Linked DNA regions of Homo sapiens: region 1 is linked to region 2. Evidence: chromatin contacts called from ENCODE Hi-C or POLR2A ChIA-PET data. All regions are on one chromosome and are shown on one strand. The core of a region is the stretch at or near the end of the contact, and the rest is flanking DNA. Distances in the headings are between cores, read along the strand shown. Region 1 overlaps TM2D3 (TM2 domain containing 3). Region 2 has its middle 33 kb from the start of PCSK6.

The links. A loop is a pair of places that touch in the nucleus more often than their neighbours do. ChIA-PET counts read pairs that join two places held with the same protein, here RNA polymerase II (POLR2A). Pooled maps may share reads with other maps.
Region 1: a loop to region 2 is called in a map of dorsolateral prefrontal cortex, with 8 times the contacts of the local background. The contact joins two enhancer-like sites. A Hi-C loop is called at or near these places in 5 of 168 maps with a recorded cell type or tissue (HepG2, dorsolateral prefrontal cortex, heart right ventricle and 1 more) and 4 of 50 pooled maps. POLR2A ChIA-PET finds 5 or more read pairs at or near these places in 3 of 52 experiments (H1, HepG2 and PC-9).

What each region holds. Positions count from the first base shown.
Region 1 is chr15:101,639,272-101,643,556 of GRCh38, forward strand. TM2D3 (TM2 domain containing 3) reads right to left here. Exons shown (of 6, transcript NM_078474.3): 6 at 2,577-3,373. The coding sequence ends at 3,208. Among named protein-coding and RNA genes, the nearest start is that of TM2D3, 11 kb to the right of the region's middle. RefSeq lists a silencer at 2,012-2,171. Within about 2 kb of position 2,065, at least 17 of the 41 ENCODE cell types and tissues checked have a DNase peak (open chromatin) inside an H3K27ac peak, as active enhancers do; they include dorsolateral prefrontal cortex, where a contact is called at or near this core.
Region 2 is chr15:101,520,223-101,525,080 of GRCh38, forward strand. No RefSeq gene overlaps it. Among named protein-coding and RNA genes, the nearest start is that of PCSK6, 33 kb to the left of the region's middle. Within about 2 kb of position 1,574, at least 4 of the 41 ENCODE cell types and tissues checked have a DNase peak (open chromatin) inside an H3K27ac peak, as active enhancers do; they include dorsolateral prefrontal cortex, where a contact is called at or near this core.

The DNA of each region.
Region 1 (4,285 bases), core at 815-3,314, 120 kb after region 2:
TGTCTACCCCCTAACATTCATGTGACACTTCATACTCTACCAAAAGGGCAGAACAGAGGGGAAGCTTTAGAGCAGGAGCGGAGGAATCTGCCTCCATTTTTCCTGGGTGTTTTTTTTTTTCCTTTTTATGCATATTCTACTTATGTAGTGCCTTCATTTTCAGGCTTTTTCAATGTTGTATTTGAGAAGCTGCATCAGGTACAGCTCATTTTCCACTCATTGCTTACAGGATGAATTAAAATCATTTGCATATTCCGTAGCTGATGATATATGCCCAAAATAAATGCAAGTCTGGCATAAGGCATTAAAAAAAAAGTACAGAGAAATGAAGTTGTGTGGCATAGAGAAGGTATTTTTACATTTTAAAATCTTGAAGCATAAGATCTTTGAAAAAATCTTTTTATACGCACCATAAACCAGTTGTTCCTCAGCAATTTGCAGAAATCAGATCAACATGGTGTTACAGACAAATATTTACTTGAAGCCAATTTCTATATATTATCTCCTTGCAGCCACCTCAACTGCCAGTCCCTGGAATTGTACACAGTCCCTTCAAAACCTTGAGGACACCCGTGGCATTAACTCAGCAAATAAATGAGAGCCTCTGTGTGCACGGCATTGTTCTAGGGACAATGGAGGGGGTAGACATAAATAACCCAGCACCTTCCCGTGAGGCATTACTGGGGTAAATGGAAGAGAGCTGACAAAGCAAGGTAGAGATTCTTAAGGGGAAATCATGACAGATGGCCTGCTGCAGTGATAAATTCTGAGTGTCTAGAGAACTATCAATAGAGGATGGTTGACTGATATGGTTCCCAACCTGTGTGAACAGGATGGCTATCTAATCATATCCCTGGGTCAGAGCCCATAGCTCACACATGATGGACTGAGTATTTGTGTCTTTTCCACCCCAAATTCACATGTGGAAATCCTCACCACTGTAATGATGGTATCAGGAGGTGGGACCTTTGGGAGGTGATCAGGTCATGAGGGTGGAGCTCTCAGGATTGGGATTAGTGCCCTTATAGAAGAGGCCCCAGAGAGATCTTCCCTGCCTCTACCATGTGAGGATGTGAGAAGATGTTATGAGGAAGAAGGCCCTCACCAGATACCAAATTTACCAGCACCTTCATCTTGGACTTTCTAGCTTCCAGAACTCTTAAGAAATAAATTTCTGTTGTTAAGCCACGCCGTTTATGGTATTGTTATAGCAATCCTGAAAATCTAAGACAGCAGAGGAATAGAACCTGAAGGTCAGACTCCAACATGGCATTTTGCTGCCAGCAGAGGCCCATGGGATTTGCTACAAGAGATTGCACCCACACTCCCTAGTGCCCTTTGAAAGTATAGTTTTACTTTGCAGTTTCTTTTTGGGGCTGTGTATGAGTTCATCGTTCATAAATTTGTTTGTACTATTTGAAAATCTCTTCGTATTTCCTGCTAGTTCTGTCTCAGGCCATCAGCTCTATCAAAGTCCTTGATCTGAAGCATTCCTGACTGGCTTACATCCTTCAGGTTCCAAGGGCTATGCCCTTGTGCAAACTTTTTAGGATTTGGGAACAAGTTCATTTATGCCTCCTTTCATGGATTCTGAATCTTTGAGCTTTACTCTCAGACACTGCAGCTTCATTATCTAATTCAGGCCCCAGAGCCACAAAAATGGTTAATCAAGGATGCTGTTACCTATTTCCACCAAGGGCAATGCATACTTCCTACTAACTTCCCACCGACTCCCTGGTTCCACCTTGCATGGTTGCTCAACAGGGAAGTATTAGATTCTCTTCTACACAGAGCTACATAAGGAGACTCAGGAGACATTTTTATTATAGTTAGCAAAGGGGCTACTTCTTGAAGAAAAGATCGTCTTCTAAAGAAACACCTGCTCAATCAACAGTTTAACGGATACAAAAAGTGTGTCTTTGCTCTCAGAAAGAAAGGTCCACATAAACCGGGTTACTCCCATCCTGAAGAACTGCTCATGCTCTGTGACAAGTTCCTCGTAAACAAAACAAAACAAAACCAGTTTTTTTTTCTGTTTCTGGAACTAGAATGGGGAAGCAAATGTAATGGGGATGCGCCACCTAGCGACGAGAGATGGAACTGTCACTCAACTAAGAAAAGGACTGTGCTTTAAACAGCAGCAAGTGATCACTGAAACCTTTCAGGTAAACTGAAATCAATAAATCATCTGCTGAATGAAATATGCAGATATTTTATAGCTTCTAGATATGATATGGTGGTTAACAGTCTTCTGGATAATACACACAAGTGTTTAAAAAGCAGTAACTCAGATACCCACATTTGAAAGAAAAAATGCTAAGTTTTTAAATGTTTCAAAAGCAAGCTTGAGTAAAAATCTTTTTGAATAACTGAGTTTTTTTTCCCCGATAAAGGGTCTATAACAGATCTATACTCAAAAACATTTATATATTTCCACTGTGTCAATAAACCAGCCAATTATGACTCTGTTAGAATGGAGTAATGCCCTGAAAGATAAAAATGTTATTCTTAACAATAAAGGTAAGTTGTAATGATTATTCAAGATTATATTTAATATAGAAAACAGGCCCACAGTATTTCTTAACTTGCAATTTTATTAATTTTTCAGTACTCTTACCTTTTATATACTACTAAGAAAATTTAAACCATAACTAGACATAAACATTCTGCAGTTTAATTCAAATTTTCATATATACAGACCAGACTACATATGTATTACACTGCAAAACTTACACATGACTGAAGCTGAGCCTAATAACTTCAATTAGCCAACAACAGAAACACTCCCACTTCCTGCAGTCACAGCAATTAGCTAACAATAAAAACACTCCCACTTCCTGCAGTCACAGCTGAAAGACTTTTCAAGGCAGACTACATTTGGGCTGGAGATACAAGTGATGTAGTTTGACTTGGGCAATACAAAACAAAAGTCATAGGAATTAAATGGATTTTCAATCACTGTATAATTCATTCTCCTGGCTTAAGTACGTTTTAATTTTTTCACAGAAAAAAATATATTTCAGGCAAATAAAAACAAATTCCAGATTAGCATAGTTCAGCGTTTCATTTATCTTACCTTTATCAAGGCAAACAAAGTACAGATGCTGTACATTAAAAACATAGAAATATATCACTCACACCACATCAACTCCTACGGACAAAAGGGCTTTTTCTAAGCCCTGCTCCTTTCTGAAGCACACACCACAGCTAAATGTACAAAGAGCCATCTGCTGGTCCAACATAGCCAACTCCAATGAGCAGGACGTCTATCAGCGTCCATATTCCCAGGCCACCGAAGCTGAAGAGCTTGCCGAGGCCTTCCCGCCACTGGCCCAGGTAGAAACGGTCTGCTCCAAACCCACCGAGGGTGATGCTGCGATGGCAAACAGACAGGATTCCATGAGACCACCTCCACCCCAGCTGTGGCCAGTCACGGTTTAATCACCACATTATGTCAGATTTGAGAAAGGGCTTCCCCTGATCGTAGCCCTTAACTGGAACACAAGTGACTATTTCACAAACTGACACCACCAAATAATTACGGGCAGGAAGACAGTTTAAATGTCAAAAGTAAACATACAATTTTTAGCTGTACTAAAAAACCAATGTTTTCTTTTTTTAAAGTTATCAATCTCATTGCTTTTTAGTCAAAATAAAGCAAAGACCCAGTCTAACAGGAAGTGCACTAACACGGGGTCAGGGCTGGAGTCAGGAGGAGCTCACCACCACCTGGACGACCTGGATCAAGTCATCCATGTTTTCAGTCTATTTTTTCATTCATCTCTAAAATCTTAATGTTAGGAATAAATCCTTAAAAGATTTAAGGATCTTTTAAATTCTAAGATCTAATAATACTGAAACTATATTATGGAAAATTTCTAAACACCTAACAATAAAAAGTAAAGAGAACAGTACCCATGACTCAGCTCCAATAATCAACACTTGGCCAGCTGTGTTTCATCAAAACCCTCCTCTTTCCCCTCCAGAGTACCCTGAAGCAAACCTTGGGCATCATCTCATTACAGTGATGATTTTAAAAGAAACCATGTTGCCGGGCGCGGTGGCTCACGCCTGTCATCCCAGCACTCTGGGAGGCTGAGGCAGGCGGATCACAAGGTCAGGAGATCCAGACCATCCTGGCTAACACGGTGAAACCCTGTCTCTATTAAAAATACAAAAAATTAGCCAGGCGTGGTGGCGGGCGCCTGTAGTCCCAGCTGCTCGGGAGGCTGAGGCAGGAGAATGGCGTGAACCTGGGAGGTGGAGCTTGCAGTAAGCCGAGATT
Region 2 (4,858 bases), core at 324-2,823:
TGAAGGATCACACTCACGGTAGCTGGCATGCTGTGTGTCTTCCATGGGCCTCACCGTTGAGGTAATAAAACATTTGAATGGGAGCTCATGTGTGGTGTTGGCGCTTGCACACCAGTAGACTTTGTAGGATTTTAATGGTCTTGGGAGCATCCTTTGATATTAGAATAGGAGTGCACCAACCCCTCCACTAGAACCTTGGATTTCCGTGGTGTGTGTCCTTAGAGAGAGCCTTCTAGCTTGTTGCTTTGTTTGCCTGGGGGTGAAGATCTGATTGTCAGTCTCTCTGTGAAGTAGGGAGGGGTTTAGGGAAGGGACTGCCTGGCACAAGTGTTTTGTTGACAACCTTTTATTAGAACCTTCTGTGTGATCCCTTCCCTTACTGCCAGCTCTAGCCTGCAGCCTCTCCGAGCTCTGTGGGGAGAATTGGCCACTGCTGTGCCCCCGCTGCTCGTGTCTCTGACCTGGCACCCTGTCCTTGGCTCTGCCACATCTGTAACCCACACCGTCTGCGTTCCACCTCCCTGTGCCCGTGCCTTGATTGCATGTAACCCCTTCTTCACCTCTCCTTCCTGTTTTGGGAGGTTATTTCATTCTGTACTTCTTTAGTGGGATTTGGAAGGAAAAAGAAAAATCCATGTGTAAAATCCACCATCTTAAACCAGAACTCTTTTTACCCCTAGTTTTACAAGCCCTTAAGCTCCTGCAGAATCAACCCGTAGTTGTTTTTTTCTTAACCTAGAGAGACATCTAAGTAGGAGTCAACAGGCTTTCCAAGTTCTTGAGTCAGCCAGTGCCATGGGTCTGTGATGCACAGACTCTATGTCCACTAGTTTATGGCAGTAATATAGTCACCTGGGATGGATCTAAGGCCAAATTTGCTGTAGCGAGATCTGTGACTCCAAAGGATTACAAATGCTGAATTATTGCAGTGTGGACCCAATAAGCAACCTGAAGCTGCATCATGGAATTAAACTGAGTTAGAGCCTGAGTATATTGCTCCTTGGGTGATTCTATCCTGCAAATAATACATTATCCAAGGTCTGGTGCTGGAGACAGATTGCTGCAATACGCATCCAAGGGACCTGTTGCTGCCTGAGAGCAGCTCCATCCCATCATCCCAGTGCTGCTGTTTTATTGATGCCAGAGAGTCCCCACAGGTGATGCATTACACACCGAGGAGGTGGCCCCCAGAGGAAATGAGGGATCTGCAAGAGAACTCTGTAATAATTATTGCAGAGAAGACAGCTACCATGCTACATAGAAAAGGTCTTTTTTTTTCCCCATGTCAACTAGGAGAGAATATAGATACTGACTTTTCTTCTCCCAAGTTATTTCTTCTGCTTTCGTAAAATAAGTTCAGATATAACCAAAGTAATTCTTCAGATCCACCCTGCAATTAAACAAAACAACTTCCTTATTTTCTGAGTATCTCTAAACCTCCACAGATTCAAGGACAGATAAGCATTAAAGTGTCACAACCTCCTGAACATGGTGCTTTCAAATTTCCTGTTTCACAACGACTGAGAGGTAATTTGAAGTGCAAAAATGTGAGTGAGAATATCAACTCCACACCTTCAGCCATTCCGTCTTCAGCTATTTACAGATACGTTTTAAAAGCATACCATTTAAATATGACCAGCAACTTCCTGTTAAACTTTGGATGTAGCAACCAACGAGAAATATGGCCCTCGGTGGTAAGAGAGGAAAAAATAGTTTCTGTATACAAAGCCCTAACATAATAAACAAGCAGAAGCACTTCCTGATAAATAGCGCCAAGCAAACATTCACATCCTTGCCTCTGCTATATTCAAAATGTTTTTACTAGACCAAGTGCAAAGTATTATTATCATTAATATTAAGTTTATCCTTCTTGCAACTGAGCCAGGCTCCAGTTCTACAGGAAGGTCTGGTAGGAACCAAGGGTATGGCCGTTTATCGTGGCAGATACTTTGGTTTTAATTCCCTTCATATAAATGTTGTAAAGGCATGGATGGATAGAAACATTACTGCATTTGGTGAAACCCACGCCCAACGGCCCCAGGCCTGCAGCAACCACCCCACAGAATGATCAACACGGAAACTCCAGAGCAGTAAACAGGCCAATTTCAGATCCAGCGACAATCCCAGCAGGCGGCCAGGGGAAGAAAAGCAAGGACGACAGCAAAGACAGACGGGTGCCCACAGGTTCCCTGTAGCTACCGCCACGGAGTGGGAACCCCAGCCAGGGCACAGACAGAGGCAGGGCCCCTGTGAAAAGGGGCAAGGACTCAACTTGCAGGGAAGCACTGCCTTGTGCTACCTTTGTTCACTAACGTGAAATGCTACTCTGAGTGTTCCTTATTTTTAAATCAAAAATTTAAAAACCACACACACACACAGAAACCTTTCCATCTATTGACATATTACATACAGCATCATATGAGTACAGTTCGACGAATTTTGACAAACCGAGCCCACCCCTGTAAATCGCACCCAGACCAAGACAGAAGACATCAGCAGCTCCCAGGAGGCGTCCCTGTGCCCCACTGCCATCAACACCTGCCCCCACGCCCACCCTCCAGGGCAACCACCATCTGAACATCCTTGTTTACACGTCTTCCCGGACTGGAATTGGAATCCCAGAAATCAAGTGGAGTAAATGAAGTGCAACTTTGTGCCAGTGTGTTTGAGTTGCGGCTGCTGGGCCTGCAGGTGACAAGGCGCTGCTTCCCCAGAGACCTCTTTCAGCATTCCCGTGGTATTAGGAGAAGGCACTGCAGCAGAGCAGAGAGAGGAGCAAGGCAGGGCTGGGGAAACTGCTCACATGGAGAGATGTGGGAGGCAGTGTCTCCACGAGATGTCAGGGCCCTGGAAGAAAGGAGACCCTGTTGGAGGGGCCAGGCAGGACGAGGGGACACTAAATACCAGTGGCAGCCATAGAATGATGTGTGTGAAGTGCCACCAGCCACAGGGCTCAGCCATGCAGCTGGGTGGGGTGGGGGTGTGTGAGAGGGTCCTGCTTAGATAGCAGCATCACCACCCCTAGGAGCTGGGCTTGGATCTGATGAGAGTCTGTTTCCTCCCCTAGATGATGAGCCGTTCCCAGGGCTGGCCACTGAGGATCTGGGTCACACAGGCCACTGTCCTCCCCACATGAAGTTTGCAGTCAAGTTAGAAAGATGACAGGTAATGAGGTCCACACCACACAGCTTTGGTGTGGCACGTGTCAACACATTCGCCGACAGAACCAGTGCATGAATGAAAGCTTGAGGGCACAGAGCACCTCTCCTGTCTTGCCTGAGGTGTCCCCAGGAGCAAGCCTGACAGCCAGCTGGGCCACCCTGTGAGACCGGGGCCCGCTGGAGCCTTTCCATGAGGAAGACTGAGCCGAGCGCCTGCACTAGGAGGAGCCACGGTACCGCCAGGCTCCTGGGCCCGCTGGGGGAGTGGGCTGCCAAGCACCCAGTGAGCTGCGGCTGAAACAATGATGACATTTTGTCATCTCTGTCAACACAACAAGAACTTGGGAGGCAGGCAGTCCCCCGCCATGCACAGTGCCCAGTACTGTCACCAGAGCCTCTCCTTTATCCTTCTCCTCTGTCCCATCAGCTGCTGGTGGCTCCTCCCTCCCTGGCAGTCACAACACAGCCACCTCGTTCTGTGCATCATGGCCTCAAACTGCTCCTCCCTGCTCATCAGGGAGGGAACAGCCAATGTTCCCTGTGTCTCATTGGCCATAAGGTCACCTGCCCTGCAGGGTGCTGAGACAGGGACTCTGGTCACAGGTGGCTGTTGGAACCCTCCCTCCTCAGAGCTTCGCAGGTCAAAGGGATGCGATTAGACTCTGTCAACACCTCTAAGAGCTCCACTGTGCGCAACAGAGAACGAGATTCCGTCTCAAAAGAAAAAAAAATCAATCTATCCACCATCATAACTTTAGTCAATATGCTTATTCCGTCACCTCTTCATTTGTCATCCTTCAACAGTATCTACTGATTCTGCACTATTAAAAAATGAGAATTTCCCTCATTTACCCTCCCCCACCTCCTCTCAGTCACGATTGTTAGTTTTCACATTCGTTAGATTCGCACCTGTCAATATAGACTTGGGCATTTACTGCTTTTCCATCCAGCTGAGACTGCTGAATCTTCAGCACACCGTGGAGGCCTCTGAAGCCCTGTCCTGTCCTCCGTCTCCCCTCCCCTCTTCCCCTTCTCTTCCTCCATCCCGTGGGTTTTTCTTTTGCAGCACCAAGGATGGCATCATATTCTGTTTGATGAGCATAATTAAGTTTTCTGTTCTTTGTTAAGTTTTATCTGTGTTGAAAACAAGTCAACGGCATTCGCGTTTTTACAACTTTGTAAGTACCATTCATAGCAGCCAAGTGGCTTCCTTCTCTGTGGTTGGTGGCTTTCCCGGGGCCACAGGAGAGAATGACTTCAGCGTCAAGGCTGAATGCATTCTGTCTCTCATAAACTTTCTTCTTGCTCAAAACCATAACGTGGCCGGGCGCGGTGGCTCACGCCTGTAATCCCAGCACTTTGGGAGGCCGAGGCGGGCGGATCATGAGGTCAGAAGATGGAGACCATCCTGGCTAACACGGTGAAACCCCGTCTCTACTAAAAACACAAAAAATTAGCCGGGCGTGGTGGCAGGTGCCTGTAGTTCCAGCTACTCAGGAGGCTGAGGCAGGAGAATTGCTTGAACCTGGGAGGTGGAGGTTGCAGTGAGCCAAGATCATGCCACTGCACTCCAGCCTGGGTGACAGAGCGAGACTCCGTCTCAAAACAGAAAACCATAACATATTTTTAGTTTTTTCATGATTAGACTGTGGCTTTCACAGACAACTTTTTGATATCCCCCCCATGTTTGATTTACC